Regions from separate parts of the Homo sapiens genome. Here region 1 is linked to region 2. The links are chromatin contacts, found by Hi-C or POLR2A ChIA-PET in ENCODE. All regions are on one chromosome and are shown on one strand. Each heading gives the region's core, a stretch centred on a gene start or an enhancer-like site at or near the end of the contact. The rest is flanking DNA. Distances are from core to core; before and after follow the strand shown.

Region 1 (5,120 bases), core at 2,239-4,738, 38 kb before region 2:
TCTGATGTTTGCAGTTTATATCTGTCCATCAATCCATCCATCCATCCATCCATCCATCCATCCATCCGTCCGTCCATCCATCCATCCATCCATCCGTGTTTACTAAGCCTCTATTGTGTGCCAGAAACTGAGCTAAGGCCAAAGATACATTGATGAGCAGGGCTGACATGATCGCTGCCCTCACGGGTCTTATTCTGCTAGGATTTTCAATTTCCAAGCAGTAATGCAAACCAATATGGGAAATGGTTTTAAGCACCAATGAAAAGGGTTAACTGCTCAGGTTGAAGGATGGATGATTGAGGAGTGTGGGTGAAAGTTCAATAGAAATCCCTCTGTGTTTGTCGAATCCTGAACTCTAGGGTTGAGGTCACTGGATATGATCAACTCAAATTCTGGTCTGCTGCTGGAAAGCAAAGCAAGAGTCCATCTCTGGAGGTAGCACTGGCCTCCACCTAAACTGGACAGTGTGAACATTAGAGGATGTAGGGGTGAAAGGAGCCAGAGCCTGGAGCTTCTGAGATGGGCAGGAAGGAGTTTTTGAGTTATGCATCATGCAGAGAAAAAGTGAAATGTAAATACATATAAAAACAATTTCACAGTGCTTTCCAAGTTTAATTTCTAGAATGAATATTCTGCTTACAGAATTGAGAGAAAGCTAATTGAGAAATATGACTTTTGGAAATGATTTTATTTGGGTTAGGTTTTTTTATTTATATAGGCAGATATATATGGTGTTTTGCTCTGTTTACATAGCTTTATACCTTTTTATATACTAAATTGAAATGGATAGGTAGAAGCAATATTTTCAGAATTGGTCATTGTCCTGAATAAAATGAGCCACTGTGTTCTCTCAGGCACCATGCAAGCTCACCCAATATTCATATACCACAAAAGGGTGTTTTTCCTGCTTAAGTTTATATTCTATATCATATTCTGTTTTTTTTTTCTGGATATTTCCACTTTATATTGTTCTCTTTCAACATTTTGTAAGAAGTAGTATTTCCTATTCTCTGCTGTTACAAAGACTATGAAAATACATGCAACTCATTTAAAGAAACAGGTGGATGTCTGGAAGTTTTCTCTACCTAACACTTTCACATATAAAATTTATGATGTTTGGTTTCTATGGTATTTAACATTGGCAAGAAAAAATAACTCCCAATGAAGTAACTAAGACCACTTGTTCTAGTTCTTCCTGTAGTGGAAAGAGATAGAGAAGAGTGATAGTAACAAAGTATTCTCATTACTCTAGAACAGAGATTGGCAAACATTTTTCTGTAAAGGGCCAGATGGTATATACTTTTGGCTTCGTGGGCCATAGGGTCTCTGTTAAAACTGCTCAACTCTGTCTTTGGGGTGGGAAAGCAGCAGTAGACACTTTGTAAATGAATGGGAATGGCTGTGTTCCAATAAAACTTTATTTACAAAAATAGGCTGTGGGCAGCATTTAGCCTGTGTTCTGTAGTTTGCCCATCCCTGCTCTATAAAAAGAGTAGGAAACTATGCCCCAGGGCCAAATCCAGCCTGAAGCCTGTTTTTGTTTGGCCACAGAGCTAGGAATGGTTTATGTGTTTTCAAAGAGTTGTTAAAGGAGGAGAGGGAAGAGGAGAGGAAGGAAAAGGTAGAAGAGGAGAGGAAGGGAGAGAAATAGGAAGAGGAAGAAGAGGAAGAAAACCTTATGTGGCCCACAAAGCGTAAAAGTTGACCATTTGGACCTCTATGGAAAAAGTCTGTTAGATCTTGCTCTGAGAGATTGTTTACTTGTAACTTCCTTGATAATTTCAACTTACGGATTTGATTTTGTGCTCATTTTCTATTTTCCTATGCTTATAGTCTTCGTAATATGAAGCAAGTAAGTTTATTAGTCAGATAAAATACAGAATTTAAAATTTTGGTAATGTATTGGCTATCAGAAAAAATACTGATTGCTTTCTGTGTCACTTTATTCTTTTGAAATTTGAGATTTTATAAGAAATTTTGAAAATGTATATTATTCTCTTGTCTTGAAAATGTTTTTAAGTGGGAATATAAGAAACAAGGATGTGTTCCTGCTTAATTCTGTGCCTGAACTTTGGAGTCTTCTGATCTGTGTTTGGGACAGAGAATGCTCTAGCTATGCTAAAACCTTTTCAATAATTGTAACGTTGTTTGATGTTAGCAAAAAACAAAAACAAAAATGAAAAAAAAAAAAAAACCCTGGCTAACATTTATTCAGTGCTTAACTATGTGAAAGGCACCATGCTAAATGCTTTTAACATTATTTTCTCACTATTCTGGGAGGCATGTGTGATTATAAACCTGGTTTTAAGGCTGAAGAGATCAAGACACAGAGAAATTAAGTATTATTATTTGTCCAGGATTAACAGCCAGATAGTGGTAGAAATGGGGTTTAACCTAGGTTTTAGAGGAGTTCCGCCAAGTAGAGGTCACTTTCAATTTTCCTACAATGCCCTTTAAAGCAAATTTTTTTTTTTTTTTTTTTTTTTTTTTTTAGACAGGGTCTTGCTCTGTTGCCCAGGTTGGAATGCAGTAGTGCAATCTCAGCTCACTGCAGCCTGGACTTCCTGGGCTCAGGTGATCCTCTCACCTCAGCCTCCTGAGTACCTGGGACTACAGGTACACGCCACCATGCCCAGCTAATTTTTTGTAGAGACCGCGTCTCCCTGTGTTGCCTAGGCTCGTCTCAAACTCCTAGGCTCTAGTGATCCACCTGTCTCAGCCTCCCAGAGTGTTAGGATTACAGGTGAGAGCCACAGCGCCCAGCTGAACTCATCATTTATTACTTCGTCAATCTCAGTAACCTTTTGTAAGTGATGCCACAACGGACAATGTATACTGAGTCATTCAGACATGGTTTCTGCTTTCTAAGGATTTATTAATATTTCAAAATGATGCTTGATGCCTAGCAAGTAGAAAAATCCAGTTGCCTTATTAGAACTTAACAAAAATGAATGAGTTAGAAAATTAGCAGTCATGTATTCCTCTGTTCTGTACAGCTAAATACAATTTCCAACTTCTTAATGAGGGGCTGAGAGTTCTGTATGAAGACTTCTACCTCCTTTTTCTGTTTTTGTTCCAACAGGATAAAATCATGTGTTTGACATGTTGAACTTGAGAGGCACATACTTGCCATAATAAGTATACATGGTTTTTCAAGTTCCTAAAAGTCCTTTCTTCATTTGTTTGAGTCTATGTTTCAGATAGATCCTAGGGCATAATAATTTAAAAATCCAATTAAACCATAAAACAAAATGTCCTTACTGTTTTTCTGTTGATTTGGTCTCTTTTTATTTGGCAGCAAAGTTTCTTCCTGTTGTTATTTCTCATGTGACTCCCGTGAACTGGTGGGTCCTGGAATCCCCACGTACAGTGGGTTGGAACCCATTCTGCCTGGGAGCCCCAGTGTAGGTGGCTGAGGCAGTGAGTCAACAGCACTGGAATTTGCTTGCTTCAGAGTGATAATTCTCATGCAAATAGTTCTCAGTTTTTCAAAAGAAGGGCTTGTCAGCCTCATACTTTCAAAGTGACTCTGCCAGGAATTTACAGTTTTACGAGATTATACATAGAATGTTCTGTTATAATAATCAAATGTTCATTCAGAAATAACCCAATTAATGCAGACTGTACAACAGATCGCCACCATTTGCACCAAAATTCCATTCAAACTACAATTCCCTTCTCCACTGTTTCTTTGGTTCTTTCCTCCTCATTCAGCAGCTTGTTTTCTGCTGTCTGATAGTTATGCCAACATTCCATCTTATTTTAACAACTACACAAATATAAAAACCACAGCACCAAAATTGAAGTTGGAGCTTCATTTTGTACTATTTAAGAACTGTATTGTCGTATGTAATTTGCAGTAAACTTGAACACAAAATGAAATTTAAAAAACCTTTCTTTTTGCCTGTAATGTTTAGAAATGATGTTCTCTTTGAACTGTACTGGATTTTTTTTTTTAAGGGTACACTATCATTCTATGATGAAATATACTGTAATTCAACTAATTCAACTGCTTTTTCTCTGTTTTATCTTTCTTGGCTTATTGTCCTCCTGGATATAAGATGATATAGATGGCAAGCTTATTTCAGGACAGTTTGTTTTTTATTCTAAGCAAATGGTAGTTTTTAAACAACAATGGTCATTTTGATCTTTGGAGATCGGTCTTCCATTCTTAGAGCATTGGAATGTAGAAGAGATGTTTATGCCTTGGGATTGCCACTCATCCAGAGCCACTCCTCTGTGAGAATACAATCTTTGATTTGTTGCCCTTTATATTTACTTTACTTCTTATTGAACGATGTCCACTATACAATAGCAAGATATAATAAGGTATAGAGACAGAGTTTACAGAACCTTGCCCCATTAGCATTTTCAAATTTTGTCACATCAGAGTTAGTATACTGCTCCAATTTTCAGAAGAACATAGCTCATTGGCAGAAGGTGGAAGTAGTGTTCTTAACCCTTTTACATAAAAGGCTACTTAAATAAGCAAACTTAATTCTTCCATCAGCTTTTCTATTTTCTTAAGTGCAAACTGACTTTATTTACCCATGGTTAGATACTTTTGACTTACATATTTCCCAAAGGCAACCAAAATGGTATAATAGCGTAGTGCAATTTTATGGGAGTCTCTTTGGCACCATAGTAATTCTTTTTGATCTACAGTTCACCTCTGGGTATGGTGGCTACGGGTGGTGCATCACAAGCAGAGTCAAAGGCCATTTTTAATGCTCTTGGGTTTTGTACTGCATGGGCCATTTTTTGAAGTTTAGAAATATGAAGATGCACATATTTGTTGCTCTGGCCCAGTATTGATATCATAGGCCAGATGGGTTTGAGATAGAGAGCACATACATATTTAATGTTCATTTTTATTCTTTATTGCCTCTAGTGGAAGGACTCCAAAGAGGTCATCTCATTTAATCTTGGCAATAGATTTTACCATTTTTTAAATCAAATACTCCCCATTAAGCACTCTATATTTATAATTGTGTGTTAGGTGCTATATTCAGAGTGTACTAAACAGACTTTATTCCTGGCCTTGACAATTTGTCTGCGGATTTGGCCAAATCTGTGCTGTATTTCTTTTGAACAAAAATAAAATGCTCCAGAGGAAAACA
Region 2 (4,936 bases), core at 1,476-3,975:
AATCTCATGGCTAATTTTAGGTCCTTTTCCATATGCTGCTTCCCCAGGTTCAGTCACGGATATGCAATATCATTCATTTGCCTTATCACAGGTGAAATAAGCAACCACAGCACAATGCAAAAGAAAAAAAGTGATAATGTAAAAGACATTTTGTACAAAGTGTCAAGAAGGAAAAGGTTTTATGAAACACGTAGTTTTATTCTGAGGTTCATCCAATGGTTATTTTATCCAATCCAAGTTTTTAGGACTTACGAGTTGTGCAGTTCCAGGGTGACACTATTCATTTAGAATATAAAGAGGCTGGTGCCCTTTGAATTTGTGCAGTGTGATGACACTGATCTTGTTTACCTGCACTGGAAACTCTCCGGTAACAGAACGTCTCCTCATACCCAGTGGAATTAAGTTCAAGCCCTTAAGTAGAGGCAGATATGGTGCTCCAGTTTGCCCCCGCTCATACCTCCAGGCACCTCTCTTCCTACTCCCCTCCGCACTCTGTTTCAGTTCATGGAATGGGATCTGGGCATCTTGGATGTCCCCATGTCTTTACATATGCTACTCTTTTCTTTTTTTTTTTAATACTTTTTTTTTTTTTTGAAACAAGGTCTCACTTTGTCGCCCAGGCTGGCTTGTCCCTGGGCTCAAGGGATCCTCTTTTTTAAGCCTCCTGAGTAGCTGGAATTACAGGTGTGCACCACTGCACCCAGCTAGTTACTCTCTTCTTTAGTATTCCTTTTCCCACTTTATGTTCACTCAAAGAACCCTACACATTCATCCAATATTCAGCAGTTATTTACTGAGTACCTACTATGCACAATGCATTGAACTAAGCACACAGTGCCCATTTGTAGTTTTGGATTGGATAAATTAATCATTGGATGAACTTCAGAATAAAATTTTCTCTTTCATAAAACCTTTTTCTTCTTGACACTTCGTGCAAAACTTCTTTTACATTATCACTTTTTTCTTTCGCATTGTGTTGTTGTTGATTACTTTATCCGTGTGTTTCCTCCTTTTGGATTATAAATGCAAGTCCAAAACCTTTTTATTTGCTTCCCAACAAACAGCTCAGTAAATTGGAAACAGCAAAAGTGCAAGTAGAATAGACTTTGAAGCATCTCCTCCTACTAGTGGGCAAGTTAATTAATTTTTCTAAATCCCAGATTCCCCATTTGTGTGTTGGAGGTAAGAATATCCAACAAAATCAGCCCAACAAAGTTTATTCTTTGCTCTTACTGTGTCTGTAGACTTTAAATGAGAACATATTTGTATATTTGCAGTACAGTGTCTTACACACTAAGTATGAACCTACTAAGGTGTTCATCCATTAGTAGCCTTCTTTATATCCCCTGCCTAGGACTTTGAACATAGTAGGAACTCATGAATATCTATTAAATAAATGCACTCAAGATCTCTGTCATTAAATATATTTAGATAGAAATAAGGGAATTGGGCCAGGTGTGATGGCTCATGCCTGTAATCCCAGCACTTTGGGAGGCCAAGGTGGGTGGATCACCTGAGATCAGGAGTTCGAGACCAGCCTGGCCACCATGGAGAAACCCTGTCTCTATTAAAAATACAAAAATTAGCCAGGCATGGTGGCGGGTGCCTGTAATCCCAGCTACTCAGAAGACTGAAGCAGGAGAATCACTTGAACCTGGGAGGTGGAGGTTACAGTGAGCCAAGATCATGCCACTGCACTCCAGCCTGGGCAACAGAGTGGGACTCTGCCTCAAGAAGAAGGAAAAAAAAAAGAAATAAGGGAATTGGCATGAATTTTGTACATTATTTTTTGGCAGTGGTATCTCTGCACAGTGGGTCCTGGGAAAGAGTAAACTTGCCCTCCAGCTGTCTTAAACAGAAGCTGACTTGCACTGCCTTAACCATCTTTCTGTCTTTTGACAAGATAGAGTAATTCTTCGAAAATCAAGCCATATACATTTTTTTCCTTCGAAAGTGTCTAAGCAACAAAATAAATAAATGTATTATTCATTCTGGGTTGTGTTAATTTTTCCTGCCAGAGGGGAAAAATGAATTTACAGGGAATTCCTGGAAGAATATCTTGGGACCTAAAAATAAAAATCATGGTTTTATTTTAAGCTTGTCAACAGGGGTGACAAGTGTAAGAATTGTAGCCCAGATGTGCGGGAAGCAACTCATAAATTCTATTTTCCACTATGTTTTATCTTGCCTGCCACTTTCCCTAAAATGGAAATCATTTTTAGTATCATAGAGCGAGATGGGAAACGTGGAAGTTTATTTGTAAAAGTGGCACTATGGTGAGCAAGCATTCACAGGGACACTGGCCTATTTTAGCAGCTGGCCTCTGGGAGAGAGGGATGCCCTACAGCTTGGCACTGGAGCTCTTTGGGATGCTGCTGAGCTTGTCATTGCTGTTCCTCTTTGGGGTCTCCAGGCTGCTTTTAAATTCTCTAGGAGGTGACCATGGGACCTTATTAGATGAGCTTTAATTTCTCTTTCTAAGTTGGCTTGTGCAAATACAGATATCTAGTTTTTTTTCAGTCAGAGGGGAGAGGAAGGATAGAGTTGAGGAGTGGACAGTAAGCATCCCCATTCAGAGGCAGATGCAGCCTGGTTTGGGGAGACGGTAGAGGACTAGAACATATTAGTGTGTATGGAGCTGGCCTGGGCGCTGAGATCCAGAGTGAGGAATGTGCCAGAGATTCCATCTGTTTGAGCTGGCATGAATCATAGTGTGAATCAGTAGATCTCTTTTCTTAGCAAAAACCAGCAAAAGCCCTTCTTGTGAGGGTCATATGAAGCGGAAGGAGATGAGATTCTATATTGATTTAGTACTAGTTCATGAGCTACCAAATCTAAAAACTAGGAGTCAGGTCAGATAAAATAGCATATTTCTAGCTTAAAGTTTTATGATCATGAATCTTATAGAAACATAGTTAACTTAGAAATTAAAGATTTAAGATTAAGTTAGAAATAGAAGTTGCTAGAAGTTCTCAAATGTATACTTCTGACAACTTGGTTAAATCCCTGGCATATGCAGAAAAGTTTCTGTGATTAAAAAATAACAGAAGTATGAGAGTTTTTCCTTGTCCAGCCAATTTTGTAGTCTATTTGAGAAGGTTAAAAACAACTGTAAAAGCTAAGTAACAAGGAAACAAAAAAATGATGAGTATATAACCAGAAGGAGCCCAGGTACTATAAAAGCTAAGTAACGAGGAAACAAAAAAATGATGAGTATATAACCAGAAGGAACACTCAGTTTGATTCCCATATCAGGAAGTTCTTGGGTTCAGTGCAAGACTTGAAACCTGACATGGTTTCATTAGATTGTAGAAAACGCTTTTTTTTTTTTTTTCTGGACAACAGATGGAACCATGTTGTCGGTTGTTCAAAGATGGACAGGAGACAGAAATCTATCAACCTGAAGTCAGCTCCAACTGCAGCTGTCTGTTCTCCTGAGGACTGTGCTAGTGGTCCACAGAGGTCACCTTGCTTATCACATGATATTTTCTTGATGTTAGTTGAAGCACATCACCTTAGGTGACACATGAGGGCCAAAGGCCTCTTTCTCAGGGATGTATGTGAAAGTGTGGTGGGTTGGGGACCAGCTAAGGAAAAAAAGACATGAAGGAGAATGCAAGCATCTTACAGTCATCATTCAGTAAGAAATCTTTATGACTGGACAAAGGAAAACATAAACGCCCTTTAACCTAGAATGCAAATTTCTAGTGATTTTTACTTTTTTAGTGTATCAGAAGTCACTGAGCAAGGTAAGTACCAGCACTTACAGAGACGGAGTCATAAAGGCTGCTCTCTAAAAGTAGAGGATGTGCAAAACCTGTAGTACCATTTAACAGATTTTTGACCTTGTTAATTATGTCATTTTGAAACTGGAATAAATATGTAATTCGAAGGTTGATTTTTCTGAACAAAAGTAAGTCAAGTCAAAGTTTTCTCAGAGTCTACTGTTTGATTCTTGAGGGTATTCAGAATTCAAGATTGATGTGCATTTCAACATTTCAGTTTCTGCCTAAGTGAAGCGTCACTTAAAGCCTTCGAAATTACAGATGTAAAATGAGGTTGCACGTGATGTCAGTAGCTATAATTCCTACTCTGGAGGTAGCTCGATGTGTCTGAAGGCTGAGTGAGCTGCGGCAGGATGAATGAATCTTTGACTTCAGGAGATGCTGTTCTAGTCTGTAACCTTGTCGTGTGGAATCAGCCCATCTGATGCTGAACACTAACTTGAAATGGCTGGCCGAATGCAGAGTAACACATCAGAGCACTAGACCGGTGGAAAGAACCTAGATTGCAAGTCCAGTGAATTATCTGCATCTTCATTTTGTTAGGTGTAGATTTACTTTTGTTATTGGTTGCAATTGCAATATTTTAAAATCATGATTATGCGTTAACTCCATCTATTTCTAAAACATTGGTATTTGTGTCATTTTTAGTGTAGCTTGATTTTTGTTTTCTTCTTTCTGGTACAAAAACGAGTTTCTCCCTCCAACCCCTGCCATGTATATCTGTATCATGTATATCTGTATCTACATTCCTGTCTACTATCAATGCCTACTATTTACAAGGTAGTTCAGTTCGTTTCAGATCAACTAGAATTTATTGAGTACCCTGTATGCTAATCCCTGTACCAGGGGCTTGGGATATAACAGTGAATAAGTTCCTGGGGCTTACATCAGTCAATATAGGGTTACTGTCTATTGAACAAGATTATTTTTGGGTTTCTATCTATTTGGGGATATGATAATGCATGTATTTATTCCTAACCATCACACAATAATATTATGAAACAATGTTAGTAGGAGGAAGGTGAGAGCCTTCATTTTAACTGGGAGGACTTGGTTCTGTCTAAGATGTTGCTTTTGTTATGGGTTAGTGCCTATTAGATAACATTCTGTTTCTGTGACTGATTATTTCTTTTTGACCTTCTGAGTTTTAG

What was found. Hi-C counts contacts between places; a loop is a spot of excess contacts on that map. ChIA-PET counts read pairs that join two places held with the same protein, here RNA polymerase II (POLR2A). Pooled maps may share reads with other maps.
Region 1: a map of PC-3 shows a loop between it and region 2 (4-fold over the local background). The contact joins two enhancer-like sites. A Hi-C loop is called at or near these places in 17 of 168 maps with a recorded cell type or tissue (IMR-90, PC-3, PC-9 and 7 more) and 5 of 50 pooled maps. POLR2A ChIA-PET finds 5 or more read pairs at or near these places in 4 of 52 experiments (AG04450, BJ, Panc1 and 1 more).

What each region holds. Positions count from the first base shown.
Region 1 is chr13:39,564,104-39,569,223 of GRCh38, reverse strand. All of the region lies in intron 2 of LHFPL6 (LHFPL tetraspan subfamily member 6), which reads left to right. Among named protein-coding and RNA genes, the nearest start is that of LHFPL6, 37 kb to the left of the region's middle. RefSeq lists enhancers at 2,988-4,187, 4,740-5,120. Within about 2 kb of position 3,488, at least 10 of the 41 ENCODE cell types and tissues checked have a DNase peak (open chromatin) inside an H3K27ac peak, as active enhancers do; they include PC-3, PC-9 and Panc1, where a contact is called at or near this core.
Region 2 is chr13:39,525,905-39,530,840 of GRCh38, reverse strand. All of the region lies in intron 2 of LHFPL6 (LHFPL tetraspan subfamily member 6), which reads left to right. Among named protein-coding and RNA genes, the nearest start is that of LHFPL6, 75 kb to the left of the region's middle. Within about 2 kb of position 2,725, at least 7 of the 41 ENCODE cell types and tissues checked have a DNase peak (open chromatin) inside an H3K27ac peak, as active enhancers do; they include PC-3, PC-9 and Panc1, where a contact is called at or near this core.